Linked DNA regions of Homo sapiens: region 1 is linked to region 2. A link is a loop called in an ENCODE intact Hi-C map of the cell type or tissue named here. Cell type or tissue: PC-9. All regions are shown on one strand. Links, peaks and the distances in the headings refer to the core of each region. The heading gives the core; the rest is flanking DNA.

The links. Hi-C counts contacts between places; a loop is a spot of excess contacts. Peaks named below come from ENCODE experiments on the same cell type or tissue, not always from the same donor. Only the 100,000 strongest peaks of a DNase experiment are listed, where the experiment ranks them.
Region 1: a loop joins it to region 2, with 12 times the contacts of the local background. A loop is called at or near these places in 8 of 110 quality-filtered maps.

Annotation. Positions count from the first base shown.
Region 1 is chr9:83,829,007-83,840,482 of GRCh38, reverse strand. KIF27 (kinesin family member 27) reads left to right here. Exons shown (of 18, transcript NM_017576.4): 18 at 2,998-6,384. The coding sequence ends at 3,482. LOC101927552 (a long non-coding RNA gene) reads right to left here. Exons shown (of 6, transcript XR_001746793.2): 3 at 9,530-9,615; 4 at 8,871-8,920; 5 at 4,778-4,932; 6 at 2,900-3,453. Among named protein-coding and RNA genes, the nearest start is that of GKAP1, 17 kb to the right of the region's middle. In PC-9, for the core only: CTCF peaks have their summits at 3,049 (motif pointing right) and 3,258 (motif pointing left); no DNase peak of the experiment used is centred there.
Region 2 is chr9:84,309,161-84,321,236 of GRCh38, reverse strand. It overlaps SLC28A3 (solute carrier family 28 member 3), which reads left to right. Exons shown (of 18, transcript NM_001199633.2): 2 at 7,783-7,878; 3 at 11,523-11,608. Among named protein-coding and RNA genes, the nearest start is that of SLC28A3, 26 kb to the left of the region's middle. In PC-9, for the core only: CTCF peaks have their summits at 5,573 and 5,776 (motif pointing right); no DNase peak of the experiment used is centred there.

The DNA of each region.
Region 1 (11,476 bases), core at 1-8,000, 480 kb after region 2:
GGATCTTCATCCTGCTCTTTAACCAAACAAACAGACAAATCTAAAACATAGTTAATCTTGGAGAGGTGTAAAATGAGAACAACACTGTTCTGACCAGTTTACCCAAGGAGTCTAGTCTTGATAATAACGTTGGAGATACTATTTCAGCTAATTTGCTATTCTACCTAGAAACATTTAAAATGCTTCTATTTTTGGCTATAAAAATAATGTATAGTCATTATAGAAAAATCTGAAAATGAAGAAAACAAATCAGTTATAATCCTACCCACATTTGAGCATAATTCTTTTCATATTTTGCCCATGCTTTAAAATATACAGTTGCAATTATATTGGGGATATAGTTTACACTATATCCTGTCTCATAATGCTACTCTAATATAATGACATGAAACAAGGTTTGTTTGAATTATAAAATATAGCAATTTATATCAAACTCTGAGTTTCATAAAATGTTTTACATGCTTAATAATCAGTATCCTAGTTAATAACTATCTTGGTATTTGCTGCAGTGTTTTTTCTGTTTGTTTGTTTTTTGTTTTTGAATGGAGTTTCACTCTTGTTACCCAGGCTGGAGTGCAGTGGTGCTATCTCAGCTCACTGCAGCCTCCACCTCCCAGGTTCAAACGATTCTCCTACCTCAGCCTACTCAGTAGCTGGGATTACAGGCGCCACCATCAGGCCCGGCTAATTTTTTGTATTTTTAGTAGAGACCATGTCGGCCAGGCTGGTCTCAAACTCCTGACCTCAGGTGATCCACCAGCCTTGGCCTCCCAAAGTGCTGGAATTACAGGCGTGAGCCACCGTGCCCGGTGGTTCAGTGGGTTTTGATAGAAGACTGCCTACAAGAATTATATTTTCTTTGAATATTTTTGGCATTTTCAAATTGCAGAAAAATTCATCTTTTGACTAAAATATCTTGGTCACTTGATGGTCCTCCCTCTGTTACAGTGTATATGTTTTCTAACATGAGGATAAAATCAGTTTTATATGAACCTACATTCTCTCTACTTGTATTTAAACCTATCCTTGTATCAATTTAAATCACTATAAAACTATATGTAAGGATAATAGAGTCAAAAGATCTGGGTTGGAATCCTTACTTCTTTTACTAGTTGTTTGACCTTGGGCAAATTAATCTTTCCCTAGTCGGTTCCCTCAATTATAAAATTCTGGAAGAGGGAAACTTTCTTGTGAAGAATCCAAGTGGGCTTTGGAGTGAGCCTCAACAATGAGACTCTTTCCTTAAGATCTTTTGAAAATAAGATGCCTTACTCCTTCCCCCAGATACTGTCACCTGGGGAGCAGGATTTTTTTTTTAGAGTTGGGGTCTTGCTGTGTTGCCCAGGCTGGAGCTACCGGTAGTGGTACATTCATGGCTCACTGTAGCCTCAAACTCCTGTGCTTGAGCAATCCTCCCACCTCAGCCTCTCAAGTAGCTGGGGCTACAGGCATAAACCACCGCACCCAGCTAGGGAGCAGGATTTTTTAAAGCTTCCCAGTGACTCTGATGTACTGCAGAGTTTGGGAGCCACTGTCTGTGGTCAACTTAGTATGAGTTCCATGTACGAGGATCTAGATCATTTGCTAGTTCAGGTTATTTGATTTTGAGAGATTTTTAAAAACTAGAGAGTCAGTTATGTTTTAAACCAGGGGTTACAAACTAGAATGCCTACCTGAACCAGAGTGAGCAGTGGGGACTGCAGCAGTCATCTAAATGGTCAGTGGCAACGGTGTTCCAGCTGCTATTGCAATTCAGAAACTGTTAACTCTTATAGTTTTTCTAGAAAAGCTGTAAATCTATATTTTTATATGAAACTTTTCAAATTTTAAATCTTGGGTCAAGTATTACTAACATTATAGGCCAAGCAAAACATGTCTATGGGCCAGATTTGGCTTGAGAGCTGCCAATGTGCAACCTGTGTTTTAAAACTTTGTCTTGGCAGGACTGGGCCAGGTGCGGTGGCTCATGCCTGTAATCCCAGCACTTTGGGAGGCCAAGGCAGGCGGATCACCTGAGGTCAGGAGATCGAGACCATCCTGGCTAACACGGTGAAACCCCATCTCTACTAAAAATACAAAAAATTCGCCGGGCGTGGTGGCGGGTGCCTGTAGTCCCAGCTACTAGGGAGGCTGAGGCAGGAGAATGGCGTGAACCCAGGAAGCGGAGCTTGCAGTGAGCCGAGATCACGCCACTGCACTCCAACCTGGGCGACAGAGCGAGACTCCGTCTCAAAAAAAAAACAACAAAAAACTTTGTCTTTGCAGGACTGAAAGTGTACTAAGCATGCATCAATATATTGAAGTTGGCATTTTTCATCATATTAGGTCTAGTACTTGTATGCATTTCCCTTAAGCAAGTTTTTGTCTTTGCTATTAGATATTCTTTGATTTAAGAACCTCTAGCTTTGATCTCTTCACTCTAATTCCAGTGGGGTGTCCCCACCAAGGGCATATTCTCTCATCTCCATTTCGATGACAGAAATTGTGGCGCACACCCCAGAGTACATTCAGACAGGAGAACCCCGCTATCATGCTGGGAGTGCCAACCAAGGCCAGATTCCCACACATATAATGCCAAGTCCTAGAGTTTTCCCTCGAGATATGGGGCAGAGCCAATATTATCCAGTGCTGGCATCACTTGGCCATGATTTAGAATTCACTAGTAGCAAGAACAGCAGAGAAGGCAGGCATGGAAAGGCACCAGAGGTGCCCAAAGCACTCTTATGTTTCCAGGGAGTACCAAACCCCCAAAAGACTATTTCTCAATTTGTTCCATGAATTAAAGTTGTGAGTTATTCACATGCAAGATGCCTGTAAGTGAAATAAAAATATTCATATTCACACATCTGTTCATCTAAAATAAGTCATTTAACAAAAAAGTTGAAAAACATTATGCATATTGGGTGATAATAATGTATTTATGTTAAGATGTTTTGATTAAAATACCTAATTTTGAGGAAATAGTATCTAATTTTTTGGTTTGGGGATTATTTTTAGATCAAGAGGCTGGAGATGGAGTCCTGAAGCCAGAAGGAGGAGGCATGCTTTCAGAAGAATTAAAATGGGCATCCAGACCTGAAAGTATGAAATTAAGTGGAAGAGAAAGAGAAATGGACAGTTCAGCAAGCAGCTTAAGAACACAGCCAAATCCTCAAAAGCTCTGGGAAGATATCCCAGAATTACCTCCAATTCATAGTTCTTTAGCACCCCCCAGTGGGCATATGTTAGGTAATGAGAATAAAACAGAAACAGATGATAATCAGTTTACAAAATCTCACAGTCGACTGTCATCCCAAATTCAGGTTGTGGGAAATGTGGGACGACTTCATGGTGTCACACCTGTAAAACTGTGTCGAAAAGAATTACGTCAAATTTCCGCCTTGGAACTATCATTGCGACGTTCCAGTCTTGGAGTTGGCATTGGATCAATGGCTGCTGATTCCATCGAAGTATCTAGGAAACCAAGGGACTTAAAAACTTAGACATTGAATAATAGAACTTTTAGTAGATATGTAAAAAGATTCCTTTTTCTAACCTGTTAAAAACTAAAGCTCAAGTTCACTACCTCTTTCCTCAGAATAAAGGAAGAAGGGGAGGAAGGAATCCCTAATTCTTTTATATGCTATAGATGTGTACATCTTCTATATATATTTGGGGAGTTTTAGTTTATATTCCCATAGTAATCAAACATGTTTTCCAATACTTGATAACATTTAAATATTTATAAATACGCTTAAATGTTTTTCCAGGCATATTTGAAGATTAAAACTAGTAATAGACTAAAATATCTATCAAGTATGTATTATTATATAATATAAATGTACATCATAAAAGTATGTTACAATATAACTATATTATTGTTATTCTCAAATACAAGTATATTTTTTTTTTAAAAGATCCAGCTAAATCTTGCTTTTGTCAGAGGGAGTCACCTGCTGCATATGTGGGCTAAGACAACCTCTCAGCTTTATGGATTGAGGCTCATTTACAGTCCTCAGAACTCACAGAAACGGTCAGTCCTGACTTTTTAAACATGCTCACTGTTCTGTTTCTGGAATTTTTTTGGATTTTTAAAAATTTATAATGCTATCTTTTATGTTTGCTAATATTATGCAATATAAGTTTTCATGTCTTTCCTGCTCTATACACTCAATATATCTCTCATTATGTTACTAAAACTGGGAGAAATGAATGCTGTTCCATGGAACACGGAAATTATAGAATAAAACTAAAGCATTCTAACATTTCAAGAGAAAGAACACTGGTTATGACATCTCTGGTCACATGGAGTATGTCTGTAAAGCTTGAAGTCTTGCCAAAGCATCTTTAATGATTTGATGGGCTTAAGTCTGATATTTTTTTCTATAACCTCCTTAGTCAGGCTTTGCACACCGGCCAAACTACACTGGGGCTGTAAATATGTCAATGAAATTTTTACTAAAATCTCCAAGTTTTTCTGGTCAAAATTTTACTATATAATGTACAATTTAGTTTGGAATTAAGAACTAAACAGTTTGCACACCAAATGTAGTTTGTACTTTTTAACCATATTTTTCAGTTATAGGAAACATCCATTGTAATGACCTGAGGAATTATTTTGTTACTTATGTTGTTCTTTGTTACTTTTCCAAAACACTTGTAAACCGAAGTTGAGTTTCTTAAACTAATTAATGTTTTGTTGGGGGCTGTAGCAAAACCATCCTGACATGGATGCTTACTCAGAGTCACCCACTTCCTTGCTGAATCCATTTTTTTCTGATGTAGTGCTGCTACAGACCTTTTCCTTTTGTCCTTTCCTCTGTTGCTGTGGATTTGATCATCTCACATAGGACCCAAACTGTCACCCTGTGCTCAAAGACTTAAGGCTTCCTTTCTCTCATTGCTAGCCCCTAGGGAGTAGAGTTTCTTGGTCTCCTTGCTAAAAACCAGTTCCTTTAGGAAACAAACCAAAACAAAACAAACTTATAAAAAGGAAAATATCTCTTAAGCATGGTACTAAAATTTATTTAAATTAAATAGATTTCTGTGGACTTACCTGGGAATGAAACAATTTATAAATATTGGTCCAATGAGATACTATTTTCTAAATTTCAAAAAACTAATTTACAAACTTAACTGGGAAATTTTATTTTTACCAGGAACTGTTTGAAGTCAGATTCTGGTTTCCAGCTAGTCTTCCATTTTTATAAATTTATGTACATTTATATATAAATATAAATCATACAAACCAAAGGTAAAACATACACATTATAAATATGTATAAATGCACTGACCTTTTGCCATTATTATATATATTTCATATATATATATGTATATACACTTGTACATATACAAGTATATAAGGAAATGTGTTTGTATTTCCATAAGTAAAACAAGTATGTGTAAATTAATTATTTCTAACTAAGGCATAGCACATAATCTTACAAGGAACTTATAATTAGGATCTTTGTTAATAAATACATATTTATTTAAATATATTATTGCTGTGCTTTGTTGAAGGCACTGACCTTTTACCATTATATATACTTGTATATAAACACTTGTATATATATAGTATTATATATATACTTGTATATAGATATAGGTTATACATTTTACATTATTTCACTTTATATTATTTCATATCATATTTTATATCATGATATATCATTATATAGCTATAATGTATATATAGATACACTTGTATATATACATAGATATAGATATATATAATGGCCAAAGGTCAGTGCCCTTAGCAAGCACAGCAATATTTATAAATAAATATTTATTAATGAAGATCCTAATAATAAGTTCCTTATAAGATTAAGTAATGTGCTATGCGTTATTTAGGAATAATTCATTTAAGAATGTATTCTGATACTGGAATCCTACTTGCTCAAGAAATTAACACATACTTGTTTTACCTGTGGAAATACACATTTCCTCAAAGCCAACTCACTAATAAAGCAAGAAAATTTATATCAAAACAACAATGATTAGGTTTGACTATGCAATTGTGAGTTGATTTCTAAATAACAAAGGTATGGTGTTTTTCTTCCTTTTGGTTAAACATATATCCTTTATATATATGACATTTCATGCCACATATGCAAACACACATATAAATAACGTCGTGAATAATATATTCTGGAAATGAACCTCTGGTCATTCTAGTTTAGTCGGTGTTCTCACAAAGGAAAGAAAAAAATTAGACACCTACCCAAGGCAAGTAAAATTATTTTTTTACATATACTAATAATGATTTTACTTTTTCACATGCTTTTTCTAAACATTTTGTCACTTTATTGCCTTTTTGCATGTATATAAAATGTTTGTGGTTTTCTTTTTTTCGTTCATTATGTTCTTTTTTCCTCTTAACTGTAATAAAGCATTTGAAAGGAAAAATATTTGTAAAGTACTAGTTACTTTCCTAACTCTAGAGTGTTATAGCTAACAGAAATGGAAAATTCTTTATGTTGGGAACCACAGGTGGTGAGAACATTGATGAAGGTGCTTTTGTGCTTTAATGTTTGCTTTCTTTTTGTTAATGTATTTTTTTGTCGTTGCCTCAATTCTTCATATCTTCATGAACCCAGGGTCCAAGGAGTCAGCAAAAATATGATCTTCATTAATTGTGGACTAGATTGCCACTAGCCATTGCCTTGTTCAGTCTAGGCCAGTAAAGTGAGGAATGCTTATTTGAGACTAAATTCCTTATATAGAAAAAAATAAAAGTCTTATACTAAGTTTTGGAATGACTATCAGGGAGTGAAATCCTTAGTGGGAGTTCGGTTCTGTGGTCAAAACAAATTCTCATACATTAAATGCAAGTATGACATATTTTGATCTTTCACTTATTTCCTTAGGCACCTACTCGTGACTTTAAAGCACTGGGGTATCAGTATTTGAAAGTTCAGGTAGAAAGTTACTTATGTCCACAATTCCTCTCTCAACTTCACTGGACTTTTTAAAAAAATTCATTATGTATATTTTAAACATTTAAAGTTGTAACAGATTATAGGCTGCCTTGATTAACACTGGTAATATATTCTTCTACATTTATATTTTCAGAAATTGAAAATATAAAGGTGAGAATGAGATCCATTTGCAATAAGCATCTCAAAAGCATTGGGCATGTAGTACTTTTGAGCTTATGTTGGCAGAAGTACACCAAGGGTAGGGTACTGGGGAGCCTCTGCCCGATAAGGAGAAGTATTTTATCACTGTCATTGCTGCTGATAAAAGCAGGCTGAGTTTTCATAGGTTTTGTTGTTTTTAAATTATCTGTAAACAATGCACCCCTTATTGCCTACACCAAGGTTGACTGCTGTGATTCCTTCCATTCCTTGGAATGTACTGCATACAAAGAAAGCATCAAACACTGGAATAGTGTTTGATTTTTATAATGGCTTTCATGTTGACCCCAACATGACTCCAACATGGAGGTAATTAGAACAAAGGAAATTATGAAAAGAAATCCCAGAAAAAGTTGATATTATAATGATGGCTTTTGATATTTTGCATAGTTCTCATTTGTCTGTTTTTATATTTCCTTCTAGGAATTTCTGCAGTGAGTCAACAGAATTGGCACTATTTGAAATGCTAACAGTGTAATTTGAACCCAAATATATTGAATAAGACTTAGATATTATGTTCTACTGGTTAATTGTAACACACAGCTCTATTGAGTTATCTACAGTACTTTAAGAGAAAAATACAACAATCTCATAGTCTGTTATAATGAGCAAGATCCCTATATGCCCAAGGAACAAAACCATTCACAACAGAAAAGAATAGAAAATTAAATATTTTTTAAAAATGTATACTTAATGATTCTTGGAAATTTAAAACTATCTATTAATAATTATATAACTAAAGTAGAAAAGGAATTATTTTAAAACCTTATTTGTATACTGTATTATTGTGTTTTCAAGCTTACTACAGTACTTATATAAAGCAAGGTATAATTTTTCAAGTCCAATGTGGTAAATATTGTTAGAAGTTATGTGAGCGCATGCACACGTATGTTTATTGCGGCACTATTCACAATAGCAAAGACTTGGAACCAACCCAAATGTCCAACAATGATAGACTGGATTAAGAAAATGTGGCACATATACACCATGGAATACTATGCAGCCATAAAAAATGATGAGTTCATGTCCTTTGTAGGGACATGGATGAAGCTGGAAATCATCATTCTCAGTAAACTATCACAAGGACAAAAACCAAACACTGCATGTTCTCACTCATAGGTGGGAATTGAACAATGAGAACACATGGACACAGGAAGGGGAACATCACACTCGGGACTGTTGTGGGGTGGGGGGAGGGGGGAGGGATAGCATTAGGAGATACACCTAATGCTAAATGACGAGTTAATGGGTGCAGCACACCAGCATGGCACATGTATACATATGTAACTAACCTGCACATTGTGCACATGTACCCTAAAACTTAAAGTATAATAATAATAAAATAAAATTAAATTAAAAAAAAAGAAGTTATGTGATCGGCCAGGCACGGTGGCTCATGCCTGTAATCCCAGCACTTTGGGAGGCTGAGGCAGGTGGATCACGAGGTCAGGAGTTCAAGACCAGCCTGGCCATGATGAAACCCCATCTCTACTAAAAATACAAAATTAACCGAGTGTGGTGGCACACCTATAGTTCCAGCTACTCGGAAGGCTGAGGCAGGAGAATTGCTTGTACTCGTGAGGCAGAGGTTGCAGTGAGCCGAGATCGCGCCATTGCACTCCAGCCTGGGCAACAGAGGGAGACTCCGTCTCAAAAAAAAAAAAGTTACGTGGTCTGCCTTATTTTTAAACGAACCATTCCTTGGACCCCACGCCACACTTACCAACAACAAATCATAGGCATGTACTTACTTACCTTTCATTTCCCACAATGATCCAGGATTCCAATAGCTCTAAGACAGATGACTGGAGTGGGAGGGAGACGGGGGAAAGAGGTTTATTTGAAAGCATTCCATAGACAAGCAGAGGATTTTCAAAAAATATTTTGAGAGAATATATTTCTCTGGCATAAGGACTGAAACTTAAATTCAACCTTTGGCTATCTCTAAACACTAAAGAATACTCTTGGTTAGTACTGACTTTGCCATTAAAAAATAACTTTTTTATACTGGTTTTTATTTTTCATACTGGTATATTTTTATACTGGTTCCTTTTCCTATGTTTACTATTCACTCAGGATATTATGAAAAGAAGCCATCCTAGATCGAATTTGAATAGAAATTGTGGAGCCATTCGATAGAGAATTACAAGAAATAGCAGTTTGTGGTAAATTCCAATGGCCTAACAACATACACTGAAGGAAAGCAGTTAGGACTTAAGTGATTTTACCTTTGAAGAACCATGAATGATATACCAAAACAAACAAAAAAATTGCTGTAGGCAAAATGGGATTTATTTTTGTAAAACAATGATATCTCGACTATTTTGCTTATTTTTTTTCCTCTGCTAAAATGTCCCTGAATTTGTCTACCGAAAAACCTGTGTATAAAAAAACTTTAATTCAAGATTACAAACCAGCAGCTACTCGCCTGCCTTGAGGGGCTGGATTAATATTATTCATTTTCATTTGCGGGCTGTAGTTGCACTTCACTGTCTATCCTCTAGGAATGAAAAGGAGTGAGGAGTTATCCGAGTTCAACTAACTGATAATTTTCATAATAATTTATAACTATTAAAGTCAAAGTTTTGTTGTTACTTTCTAGCATGCTTTTTCTAGATGGGAATAATGGGAACAGGGCAAGGTATTTTAATACTGAGGAGTTAATCTCCTTTTGAAATTCCCATCACCTGGGAGGGTTGGACAGCATCTGAATTGTTCCATTCAAGGCCTGGGGCTAAGCCCATCTGTTTCACTAGACATTTTCCTGGCTAGCTCCAGGTGTCACCAGCTGTTAGACATGACTAGAATGACACAGCCTGTAATTTTATTAATAGAGTACATTAAATGACATTTTCTAAACCAAACAGCCTTTAAAAAACTATTTATGAATCACTACCCTGCATTTAATATCAAAATCATATTTTTCAAATGAAACACAAATTAGGGAAATTACTATTTTTGTTACATAGTGAATATTTTTGTTACATACCCTTGCTTTATCAAATAAATGCTTTATCAAATGAAAGCACTTTGAAAATTGAAGCATCATATATGTTTAAGATTAAATTATAAGTAAGTTTTCCATACAGTTGGATGTCAAAATGGGATAACTGTTTGGAACACATGGTTGTTTATTTTACATATATGCAAATCATAAGACATCTTCTAAACAAATTCTCAGTTTTAGTTATATATATCTTCTAAACAAATTCCCAATTTTAGTTATGTATGTTTCAACAGTATAAATAAGAGTATTCTCTGGGAAGATTAATGTGAATTCTAGCAAAAATATTTTAAAGACTTGCTGAATCTATTTTTATAGGCATAGAAGTGCTTCATGACTATTTCGTTGATTTATGAGTGAAAGAGGATGTTTTTTACTGGATCTTTGGCCACCAGTTTTTGGCTATTTATTACTTATTTTTTTAGTAACAGTTACATTTGTGAGCTATTGAACTATGGCTGGAAAATAACTTTTCTTAAAACTGATAAGAATTTTAAACTATTTTTCCCCAAAGAAACTATAAAACAAGTAGTTAATTTTTTTTGCACATGTATAGGTATATGATCAAATAAAAAGCAAATCAGTCCTCATTTAGCATCTGAGACTTTTAGCTCCTAAATACAACAAGTGTATTAATTTTAACATTACCACAGTGGCCTCTCCTTCATAAACATTCAGAAGGAAGCTCATTCCCCTTAGTTTGCAAGTATCTGCCAGTGTAAGGAACATTTTGTCTCTAGATCACAGCACCTATGACCTGAGCAGCCAAGGAAAGAGAAGGTCAAGACTTTAAGGGTAATGGAACCTACAATCATAAGTATTCTAGTGGATTGTGAACAAATAAATCAGAAAAGAAGAATACTAACATACAGTTTTCCTGAGTTACCTTAAGTGGTATGAGGTATTCTTAGTAAGGTTTATTACAAAATTCAGTATCTCCCATGAGAAAGGAAGCTAGGTTTAAGCATTTGATTATGTGAGTTTAGTTGGCCCTTCACCCTTCAAGACATGGGCCAGTACCGTGGGGTTTAGTTCTTATATGGGAAATAATCTGTACCTCTTCCAAAGGGTGGGCTGGTAGCTAAAGTTATTTATTTCCTGAAAATATAAAAAAATGGCATCTATATGTAAATGCTAAAATGTAAAGATGGAAATTTCTACAGGCTTTTAATTTATAGGCATTTTCCTGCTTTATATTTTCTATCAACCTTTATATTTTTGCTGATAGAGTTGAAAACTAAAAGCCCTATCCCTCAAGGAACTTACAGTCCAGTGACATTACTTATGGAGAGAGTAAAGCAGGGTAAGGAGACAGAAAATTAGGGGTGCTTTTTCAGATGGAAATATGTTTCTGAGC
Region 2 (12,076 bases), core at 1,481-9,480:
TGGTTTCCACTGATAGATTCAATGAGATTATATCCTTGTTTATCTTCTTTCTCATCTACTGGAAGGTGTTGTGCTGGTGAGAGGATTTCCAGTTCACCGTGGCTAAACAGGTCACATCTTTAGAACTTCAAACACAGTGGACTTTGTTCCAATTAACTCCTAGAAGTAGCACCTTGAACTTTTTAGTAGTCTTTAGCACAACTATAATTAAGTAATCAATTGTATAATTCATGGTTGAAAGCTTTTCTTTCTTTTTTTTTTTTTTCTTTTGAGATGGAGTCTTGTTCTTGTCGCCCAGGCTGGAGTTCAGTGGCACGATCTCAGCTCACTGCAACCTCTGCCTCCCCGGTTCAAGCAATTCTCCTGCCTCAGCCTCCCACCACCACCCTCGGCTAATTTTTGTATTTCAAGTAGAGACAGGGTTTCGCCATGTTGGCCAGGCTGGTCTCAGACTCCTGACCTCAAGTGTTCCACCCTCCTCGGCCTCCGAAAGTGCTAGGATTACAGGTGTGAGCCACTGCGCCCAGCCGACAACTTTTCTTCGAAACTCCCTGAGAATAGGGACCACATATGCAATCCCCCACACCCAAAGCAGTGTCCGTCCCATAGTAGGTGTGCAATAAATATTTGTTGGACAGAGCCCCAGGGAAGCACATATAACATTCAGAGTTAAGCATAAAAGGCTGATACAGCACAGGAAAGGAAGGAGGAACAGTTTAAGTAGAAGGAGGAAAATAATAAAGTGTGATATCACAAAAGTCAGGGACAGATCATTTTGAAGAGGAAGTAGTCTATGGTGCATGATGAAAACTGAATTTAGGGACATGGAAATCATTGTCTTTGGCAAGGGTGATTTCCATGGAGTAGTAAATGTGCAGGCCAGGCCAGGCACAGTGGCTCACGCTTGTAATCCCAGCACTTTGGGAGGCCAAGGCAGGTGGATTATTTGAGGCCAGGGGTTCAAGACCAGCCTGGCCATCATGGCAAAATCCTGTCTCTACTAAAAATACAAAAAAAAAATGAGCAGGGTGTGGTGGCGTGTGCCTGTAGTCCCAGCTACTCAGGAGACTGAGGTATGAGAATCACTTGAACCCGGGAGGTTGAGGTTGCAGTGAGTCAAGATCATGCCACTGCACTCCAGCCTAGGCATCAGAGCGAGAATCTGTCTCAAAAAAAAAAAAAAAAAAAAAAAAAAACAGTGCAAGCCAGGCTGGAATGAGTAAACATAAGTAAAAAGTACAGCTAGAAGATGGACAAAGGATACTTATCTATGAATTTTTGGCTGCAGGGCAATAAAAAATTAATAAAGGTGCAAATATTAGCGTTCAAGGGGGTCAGGGGTTAAGTAATATCGTGTATGGGAAAGCACAGCACCATGGCTGGCAGAGTCATGAGTGAAGGCGTGGTCACATTGCTCTCAGAACAGCTTCTCTGTGAGTGACTTTAGACTTCTCTGGTCTCCTTCCCAAATGCATAGGAAGTTCTTATGGCAGTGTCTTTCTCTACTCAAACAAATCAGCCTAAGTCAGAAAAAGGCAAGGAACAGTAACGGGAAACTAGAGCCAGTTTGAAATAGTCACACATTAATAAACACAAATGATCAACACAAGTATCAAAAGCAACAATAAGAGTGAAAGATAACCCAACAGCCGCAAGGGTAATGGTATCTTGGAGTGGACAATTCTGCATTTGTGACTTTTTACAAAATAATTTTTATGTTTTTATTTAAAAAAATAGAGAGACAAGGGTTCACCATGTTGCTCAACCTGGTCTCAAACTCCTGAGTCCAAGTGACCCGTCTGCCTCAGCCCCCCAAAGTGCTGGGATTACAGGTGTGAGCCACTGCACCCAGTCCATGATGACTTTTAACTAGCCCCCAGCTCTGGAAACCCTGTATTTAAGGAAGAAATAAAAATATACATCAATGCATTTGGAACAATTTAACTCAGGCCTTTTGGTCTTATTCTTGATATGGTTAATGTCATAGATAAATAAAGCTGAACACTCATTAAAGTGATGAAGATGGATTTCAGTGAGTAATAAACTATTGCAGTAGGGAAGAGGGCCCAGCGTGACCTGAAGTAGGAAATTGGCCTACTTATCCTACCTCCTACGTTTTCTTTTCCTTCCCCTTCAAGTAGCCTTCTAATGATTTTTTCTACTTTGGCAGAGGACATAATGTTTATAATTTGTTCTAGAATCATAATCCCTGGAATCATCTTAGATTTTATTATCAAATAGATTCAAAATGTACTAACTCTCTTTTTTTCATAATTTCTCCGTTTATCATTTGTATGGCTTCTTCCTCTAGCAGTTTCTTCAAGAAAGCTCATGGAAACCATATTCCTTTTTCTTTTTTTTTTTTCTGAGACAGGGTTTCACTTTTGTTGCCCAGGCTGGAGTGCAATGGCACAATCTCAGCTCACTGCAACCTCCGCCTCCCAGATTCAAGAGATTCTCCTGTCTCACCCTCCCGAGTAGCTGGGATTACAGGCACAGGCCACCACGCCCGGCTAATTTTTGTATTTTTAGTAGAGATGGGGTTTCATCATATTGGTCAGGCTGATCTCAAACTCCTGACCTCAGGCGATCCAACCTCCTCAGCCTTCCAAAGTGCTGGGATTACAGGGGTGAGTCACCACGCCCGGCCTGGAAACCATATTCTATGAGGACTCACATGTTTAAACTTTCTTAAAACTCTTATTATAAACCTTCCTTTAAGTTTTCTCCTTCGGGTACAGCACTCCCTCTCTTTCCCCTTTCCCTGACATTCCCATACATATGGGTTTCCTCTGCCTCCTGGCTCACAAAGTTCCCAAGGGAAGAATGTTAACAGTGTTCTGAAGCCATAGACATTGCTAGTGTTACAGCCACTCACAGCAGCATACAGAGACTTGACTTCTTGCACCCAATCCAAAGATCCCTCAGCATTGAAAGGTAACAGTGAGCCCCAGGCTGCCCACTGGGTCTCTTGCCACAGGTACTGCTGCTCCTTACCTGGCCTCTAAACCCACACAGGCAGGCAGGTAAAACAAGAACATCTCTGGGGAATGGTCTAGCTAGTGCCCATTAACTCACACTAAGGATTATGCACACCCGAGACTTGAGCCAGAAAGTTACATGAACCAAGTGAGTCAAGACCAATAGATAACGATCAAGGACTTCTAAAATACAGTCTTTGAAAATGCAATCATTCCTAGGCAAAATCCATGCAGTCGAAGAATAACATTTAGAGAAAGGGCCTTAAAACATTTGACATTGGTAGATGGTAAGAGTAAAAAAAGAGTTGAAGTGGGGTATGATCCCAAACAATTTTGAGAGATCAGATTCACCAAACAGATGTTGATTTTGATAAGTCTAATTTCAAATACAGAGGACAACACGACTGTAAATGCCCCAGAACAAGCGAGAAGCAAACTAAACCATGAAATTAACTTAATAGTCAATGAGCACTTACTATGTGTGCCACTGGATGGAGCCACCCAACTTTGTTAGGTAGGTACTGCCTCCATTCCCACAAGAAGCAAGACCACTGAATGAGTGCAAGACCACTCATGCAATTTGCTCTGGCAACCAGGCCAGAGCAAATTCTATAGTGAAGAAAGGCTCTCCTAGCACAGTGGTGGTACCTCTGCAGCAGAAAAACCCCCACCACAAGAACTGAGAAATGGAAGCCAGGCTGTGTGATTACAGCACAGTGCCAGGGAGAGGCTGAAGAATGTCAAACCAGCCATGATGACAAGACATGTCCACAGAGGCAGGAGTCCCCACCCATGTTACTCAAAGGATATATTCCACTTAAAACCAGCGTACAGGGCAGGAAGACCACTATTGTGGCTTGAGAAATGACCACAGAGCCTAGGTGTAGCTAAAAGTGGCCACAAGCTTCTCTGGAACTTTCAACACTTCTATAATTTATACCTTTGTCTTTTAATATCTGGAGTTCAAATCAGGCTTTCTAAGTTCTAATTTCCAAACGGAATTTAATTCCTAGGCACACTACTGTGTCTTTTGATCTTCACCAGGCCCAAAGAATCACTCCTCTATAGGCACAAGATGGTCTGGGGAGGGACAGTCTGGGCTGAGATTCTACCCCAGCCATTTCTGGCTACACAACCCAAGTCAAGTGATTTACTTATCTTTGCCTCAGTTTCCTCATCTGTGAAAATGTGGATCATGGTACCCACCTCATAGGCCTCTTGGAGTTGTTGTTGTTGTTGTTGTTGTTGTTGTTTTGAGACGGAGTCTTGCTCTGTCGCCCGGGCTGGAGTGCACTGGTACGATCTTGGCTCATTGCAACCTCCACTTCCCTGGTTCAAGCGATTCTTCTGCCTCAGCCTCCCAAGTAGCTGGGACTACAGGTGCCCGCCACCACGCCCAGCTAACTTTTGTATTTTTAGTAGAGACGAGGTGTTACCATATTGGCCAGGCTGGTCTCGAACACCTGACCTCATCATCCGCCCGCCTTGGCCTCCCAATGTGCTGGGATTACAGGCATAAGCCACCACGCCCAGACAAGAGTTTTACACAGTGTCTCCTGCCTACTAAATACTGTATCATTTGGTGCAAAATAAAAGCAAAAACCAAAAGTAACAAGAGAAAAGTTAGTTTCATCCCAATAAAGTTGAGGTGGATGGTACAGAGCCGGGGTGAGCCTCCTGCTCAAGGCTTCCAGGGACCCAAGTTCCTCCCAACTCAGCACCCTGACATCACAAGGATGTGGGCCTTGTATCCATGGTCCAGTTGGAACCATCCTCACACTGGGCAGCAAGACAGAGGAAATGACAAAAAGGAACAAGTGCACCTGCCAGCCATCCCTGGCGGAACATTCCCCGAGCTGCCCCCAACAGGGCACCCTTTCTACTTTCATTTCGTTGCCAGAACTTAGTTGCAAGGGAAGCTTGGATATGTAATCTTTTTCCTAGGTGACCATGTGTCAGCTAACATTCTTTGAAAAGGGATACCACAAATAGGGGAGTCATTTTAGAAATTTCCAGTGTTCTAGAAGTTATTATATGGTTTAGAAAGTGAATGAAAGGAAGAAAATAAAAATGCCTCTGTCCATCTCTGCCTCCCTCTAATAGCCACATAGAAAGTGCAAGATCAAAGAAATGGTGGGAAACAAACCCCAGGCACAATGTACTCCTGGTTACTAGGCTGTCCCTTCAAAGGGGGCTCAATCAGGACCCTCATCTTTTAGCACACCTAACAACTAAAACTAACTAGAGAAATTAAATGTGTAAGCTGTAAACGGCCTAGACATACTCACAATGCAATTCCCTCACCTTTCTTACACATTCAACAGAGGGATAGATTTTACCATGAGAACGCAGTCGTGGTTGTAGGGCGTTAAGTGTGCAAAGGTATTTAGTAATGTGAGTTGCTAAATAAATGGAAAGAAACATTGAGCTAAGACATTATCTGGGGCCCCATATCACAGCCCCACGACTCTAATTTAAAAAGAAGAAGAAAGACAGTTGTCTTAATGGTCATTTTCCAGGTACCAGTCAATATCCACAATAACCCCACTAATTCTGTTGGAAATCCTCAAGTGGGAGATATTGTTCTTCCAGAAAATACTAAAAGGCCAAGGCGTATACTCTGTTGGGGGCCAAATAAGACTATTACACAGTGGAGAACAAAACCACACGTGCTCTTGTTGCCACTTAAAGGAGTGCCCACTCTATCCCTCAACACACACACCTTCCACTTTCATTAACTTTAAAAACGTAGGATCCACCCGTGTTCCACCAGTAGTTTTCAGATCCTGCCACCAGGTGGCAGGAGGAATCAACGTCAAGAAGCTGAATCTCCTAATAGAATTAGAAAATGTCAGGATTCCGTAAGGATCCGCAAGAACCCCAAATCCAAACTGTGTTGTATGAATGAGGGAGTTAAGGCTTGAGAGAATGTGGCCTGCTCAGTAGGGACCCTAAGGACTAGCCCCTCAGTGACCTGTGTTCTGTTACTCCACCAATTCATGTTTGGTTTTATTTTTAACTTAGTATTAAGGAACATTTTAGCATCCACCAAAGTAGGAGAATAATAAAATGATTCTCCGGGTACCTGTCAGCCAACTTCAGCAATTAGCAACATTCTGTCATCTTCCCATACTATGTATATTTTTTCTTTTCATGCTGTTTGTTTGTTTGTTTTTTGAGACTGAGTCTCGCTCTGTCGCCCAGGCTGGAGTGCAGAGTGGTGTGATCTCAGCTCACTGCAACCTCTGCCTCCCAGGTTCAAGCAATTCTCCTGCCTCAGCCTCCCAAGTAGTTGGGATTACAAGCACCTGCCACCACGCCCAGCTAATGTTTGTATTTTTAGTAGAGACGGGGTTTCACCATGTTAGCCAGGATGGTCTCAATCTCCTGACCTCGTGATCCGCCCACCTTGGCCTCCCAAAGTGCTGGGATTACGGGCGTCAGCCACCACACCCAGCCCATGCTGTATTTTTATACCAAGAACCCAAGGGTACTACATTGCTGTGCTAATGCAACATTAAAATTACTGTGGGTCATTAATTCAAAACATTGTTAGTGTCTGCTATATGCAAAGAACTGTAGGATATAAGCAACTGTAACAAAAAAGGAAGTATGGCACAATACTTTGATGCATGAATCTTGTACTGTAACTTTTTTTTCATGTTTATTCATTCTTGTGTTTCAGTAAGTAGAAAATGCAATACAACTTGGAATTGCAATATTTGCTGGATTCCTGGGGCCAGTCAGAGATCTAAGTTAAAATTAGAGTCATACACTTGGTCTTTGAAGATGCAGTCATAGTCGTTGGGCTAACAGAAGGCATTTCCTGACACCATTTATCCATTACCTCACTCTAGAAAACGGCAAGTTGAAATGAGATGGGAGAAATATTAGATACCTCAAAAAAGATAAAAGAGACAGGAGACAGGTCCAGTGTTTGTCACTTCTGGAAACAGCAGCTGAGGGGTCCGGACGGCCCTATAAGAGCAAATCTCGTTCAGTTCCTTAAAGTAAAATCAAGACAGCCTCACACACACACAAAAAAGGGCATTTTTCTTATGACCATTACTGCCAGAGATTGCTTTAAACCAAAAAAAACCCATTTCAACATTTCGTAAATCTAACATCTAAGAATAAGGCTATTCAGCCTATGGTTTACCACGTTTTAGTTCATTTTATAAGTTGAAAATCAGTGTGATGTGATAGAAAGGAGAGTGGAAACCTGCCCCTGGTCCCAGCTCTGCCTATTGGAAAGTTATCAGGCCGAGATGAGGGCAATTGTCCTCATTCCTCTCTTCCCCTGGACCACTTTTGTATCAGAACAAAACAAAGCAAAAGTCATATGTTTCTTTTCTTTACTTTCTTTTCTTTTCTTTTTTTTTTTTTTCAGGTAGAGTCTTGCTGTGTCTCCCAGGCTGGAGTGCAGTGGCATGATCTGCCTCTGGGGCTCAAGCAATTCTCCTACCTCAGCCTCCCAAGTAGCTGGGATTATAGGTGCACAACACCACGCCCAGCTAATTTTTATATTTTTAGTAGACACAGGATTTTGCCCAGGCTGGTCTCCCCTCCCACTTCGGCCTCCCATCATGCTGGGATTACAGGTACGAACCACTGTGCCCAGCCGATCATCTGTTTCTTTACAAGCCCAGGATTTGTCAGCTGTTTGTTGAATCGGATGCTTCATCTGAACACCTAATCTTTGTTTGTCTCATCCTCCAAATTCCTCTAGGTATTTTTCATGAAAGAACATCTGTCTTTTGGCTGTAACTTTTTATTTTTTCAATCTGCACTTTTTTCTTAGAATGAAGAAAACTTTCTTGAGAACGAGAACACATCAGGAAACAACTCAATAAGAAGCAGAGCTGTGCAAAGCAGGGAGCACACAAACACCAAACAGGTACAGCAAGACTGTGGTGCATGACTCTAGTACCATGGCAGCCGCTGCGCAACAGGCACCTGAGAACAGTGGGCACAGAAAGCATGGCGCCCCACTGGCACGCAGAGGAACAGATTAAGTGGTAATTAAAGTGTGTGGGGGCATAGTCGTAAAGAAAACACACACGCCCAAACAAAGAGATTTTGTTTTTATCCACCTGTCCTCAGAGTTCCCTGATGGGAAGCATCACTTCACTATTAGGAGTTCCAAGCTCCATCTCAAGGAAAAAGGCATTGGCTTAGACAAAAGCATCTGAGCTTTAACGTAAATGACAGAAACAAGAGGAACCCTCTACTATGGTTCTGAATCTGGGTCCATCATGCACTCGCATTCCTTAGTAGCTTTATACCAGTCCGAGGGACTCTTGCTTAATTTCACTTACATGTTGAATTCTGGACAGGAGTTTATTTAAAGATGGCTTCCTGTTGCCAAAAAGGTGAACAAATTACCCATGTAGGTCACCCCTTAAAAGGTAATTCAGGGCCGGGCACGGTGGCTTATGCCTGTAATCCCAGCACTTTGGGAGGCTGAGGTGGGCGGATCACTTGAGGTCAGGAGTTCAAGACCAGCCTGGCCAACATGGTGAAAACCCATCTCTACTAAAAATACAAAAATTAGCTGGGCGTGGTGGCGTGTGCCTGTAATCCCAGCTACTCTGGAGGCTGAGGCAGGAGAATCACTTGAACCCAGGAGGTAGAGGTTGCAGTGAGCCGAGATGGCACCACTGTACTCCAGCCTGGGCGACAGAGCGAGATTCTCAAAAAAAAAAAAAAAAAAGGAATTTGGGGTGCCCACTAGTGTGTCATTTTGTGAGGAGTTTTCTCGTGGTAAAAGAATCACTTTTTTTTAAAGTAGACAATTTGGAAAACTTATTGTAGCAAAATTTGGAAAACCAAAAAAGGCTTATAATTCAAGAAAAAAAGTCAGTGCCTAACATTTTGGAACACAGCCTTTTTTAATGCAAACATACACCCACATGCATATGTCATCTGTATTGGAATCATACCATGCATAGTACAGTGTTTGGTAACTGTCTATTTTGCTTAATTGATTGTAAAAAATGTTCACTAAGTATTCTTCAACAAACAAAAAAGAAAACAATACTTATGTCCACATAAAAACCTACACATGGATGTTTAGAGCAGCTTTATTTGTAATTGCCAACACTTGGAAGTAACCAAAATGTCCTTCAGTAGGTGAATGAATAAATAAACTGTGGTACATTCAGACATGCAGTGTCTTTCAGCGCTAAAAAGAAATGAACTATCAAGCCATGAAAAGACATGAAGGAGCCTTAAATGTACATTACTGGGTAAAAGAAGCCAATCTAAAATGGCTACCTATTGTGCGATCCCAACTATACGACATTCTGGAAAATGCAAAACTATGGAGACAGTAAATAGTGCTTTCAAGGCATCAGGGGGTGGTAGGGACAAATAAGAAGTGTGGGGTTTTTTGTTTTTTTGAGATGGAATCTCGCTCTGTCAGCAGGCTGGAGTGCAGTGGCACAATCTCAGCTCACTGCAGTCTCCACCTCCCGGGTTCAGGTGATTCTCCTGCCTCAGCCTCCCGTGTAGTTGGGATTACCGGCACCCGTCACTGTGCCCAGCTAATTTTTTTTTTTGTATTTTTAGTAGAGACGGGGTTTCACCATGTTGGCCAGGATGGTCTTGATCTCCTGACCTTGTGATCCGCCTGCCTTGGCCTCCCAAAGTGCTGGGATTACAGGCATGAGTGACCACGCCTGGCCATAAGAAGATTTTTAGGGCCATGAAACTAGTATGCCTGATACTACAATGGTGGATACATGCCATCATACATGCGTCCAAACCCATAGAATGTACAAGACCAAGAGAGTCTCACTGCAGACTTTGGGTGATGGTGATGTGTCCATGTAGGCTCCTCAGTTGTAACAAATGTACTTCTCTGGGTTCATTTGATAGTGGGGAAGGTGAGGGTGGGTAGACAATACATGAAAAATCTCTATAGTTTCAGCTCCATTTTGCTGTGAACTTAAAACTGCTCTTTTAAAAATATTTTTAAAATATTTTTTTCATAAAAACAAAAATTTAGATATTTTTCAATTATAAATGAGGATATGAAGGCTGAGGAGTAGCTACTGGATTTGATAGCAATGGGCCTTGGGTGACATTGGCAGGATGCATTCAGCAGAAGCACAATCACAGTGGGTAGAGAAGTGGGCAGGGTGTGAGGAAGTGACCTCCAAAGAGTAAACACAACTCTCTCCAGCGGCCTGGCTGTGAAAGGAAAGAGCGGTGCAGATGTCCCATGATTGTGGGAGTCAAGGGAGATTTGTAGTTGTTGTTTTTAAAACATGAGAAAAGATGGAAAAATAAGAGCCAACAATAGTAATGTTAGATATACCATAGATAGCAGGTAACTTGGGGTACTTTCACTGCAAGAAAATAATAATGATGACCATTTAAATCAAATATTTACCAAACATTGACTATTGGCTAAGCTGGGAATTAGATAGAAATAAATAAATAAGACTCAACTCCAGCCCTTCCTCAGAAGCTGCAGCTTGGACTCAGCTGGTCTCTCTTACAATTATCCTCACACCTTCCTTGTTCCTAGGGTCCAGCCCAGAAAATGAAGGTAATCTGAATCAGAAGAACAATGGAGTTTGGCCTCGTGGAATTATAGGATTTTTGAGAATTCTTTCATCTCAGACACACACTAATGATTTATTTCTATGATTTCTGTTAAAGAGAATCAAAGGCCACATTGGATATGACAGAAGACAAGTGCTGAGATTTGACATTATACTTCTTAGAGCACACTCAAACTGCTCCACCTCCATCTATTTCCTCCCCCACCAGCTTCTGTACCATTGGTTACAAGAGCCAGGCTTATTATTTGAGACATTATTGGAGACTGGAGACAGGTAGGAAATCCTCTGCCATCCTGGAAATAGGATGGGTCATGGATATTTGAGAGCTCAAACTGTACCTAGAAAGATTGTCCATGAAAAAATGGGATGGGTCAGAGATATCCTACACTCAATTAATTAGAGCAAGGGCTAGCTGAGTAAGGGAAATAGTCCCCTTTAGCCCAACTGATAAAAGGATCCTAGTTCCCAAGGGGAGGCTTATTGGCTCTTGAAGGTGCCAAGCTAGTGTTCATATTCACAGACCAAGCCTTGGGCTGCCGGGGAAATAAATCCAGCTTTGGTCTCAGTCATTTGGAAACCGGGGCTGGCAGAGTACTAGGGGAGATTTATGCAGCTCCTGGTATTAACTTCATTTAGTACTTGGCTGAAAACAGAGATGGGGTTGGTTGATTACAAGAGAGACAGGAGCAAAAAGCACAAATATGAGCCTGTTCCCTTAAGAAAAGGAGAAAATACCAACAGCTCCTTTGGAAGGAAAGGAAGAGTTCAGTATGAACCTGGCATTTTTTGTGTGAGATTATAAGCCGGGAAAAAAAATGTCTGTGCAGTAGATAATAGGAGCCATCTTCTTGCATAATAATTTAAAAGGACCTATTGAAAGTTCTTTGCCCGAGTTCTGAGCAATGAAACCAGGGTCCATTATGCCCAGGATGCTCATTATTCCATCTCTGCTCCAATGTTTGATTTCCAGGATGAAGAACAGGTCACAGTTGAGCAGGATTCTCCAAGAAACAGAGAACACATGGAGGATGATGATGAGGAGATGCAACAAAAAGGGTACAGTCTTTAAAACAGGGAAATAACCAAGCCTACCTCCCGTTTGGTTTTATTACTTTGTTTTATCCCCATTTGATTTCTTTTTTTTTTTTTTTTTTTTTTTTTGAGATAAGAGTCTCACTTTGTCACCCAGGCTGGAGTGCAGTGATGTGATCTCGGCTCATTGCAACCTCCGCCTCCCAAGTTCAAGCGATTCTCCCATTTGAGCCTCCCGAGTAGCTGGGACTACAGGCGCATGCCACCACGCCTGGCTAATTTTTGTATTTTTAGTAGAGGCTGGGTTTCACCATGTTGGCCAGGCTGGTCTCGAACTCCTGACCTCAAATGATCCACCCACCTCGACCTCCCAAAGTGTTGGGATTACAAGCATGAGCCATGGCACCAGGCCTCCCATTTGATTTTTAACACTTATTATAATTTATTAGAGATTGTCACCACCCATCCATCTACCCTCCCTACCCAACACCC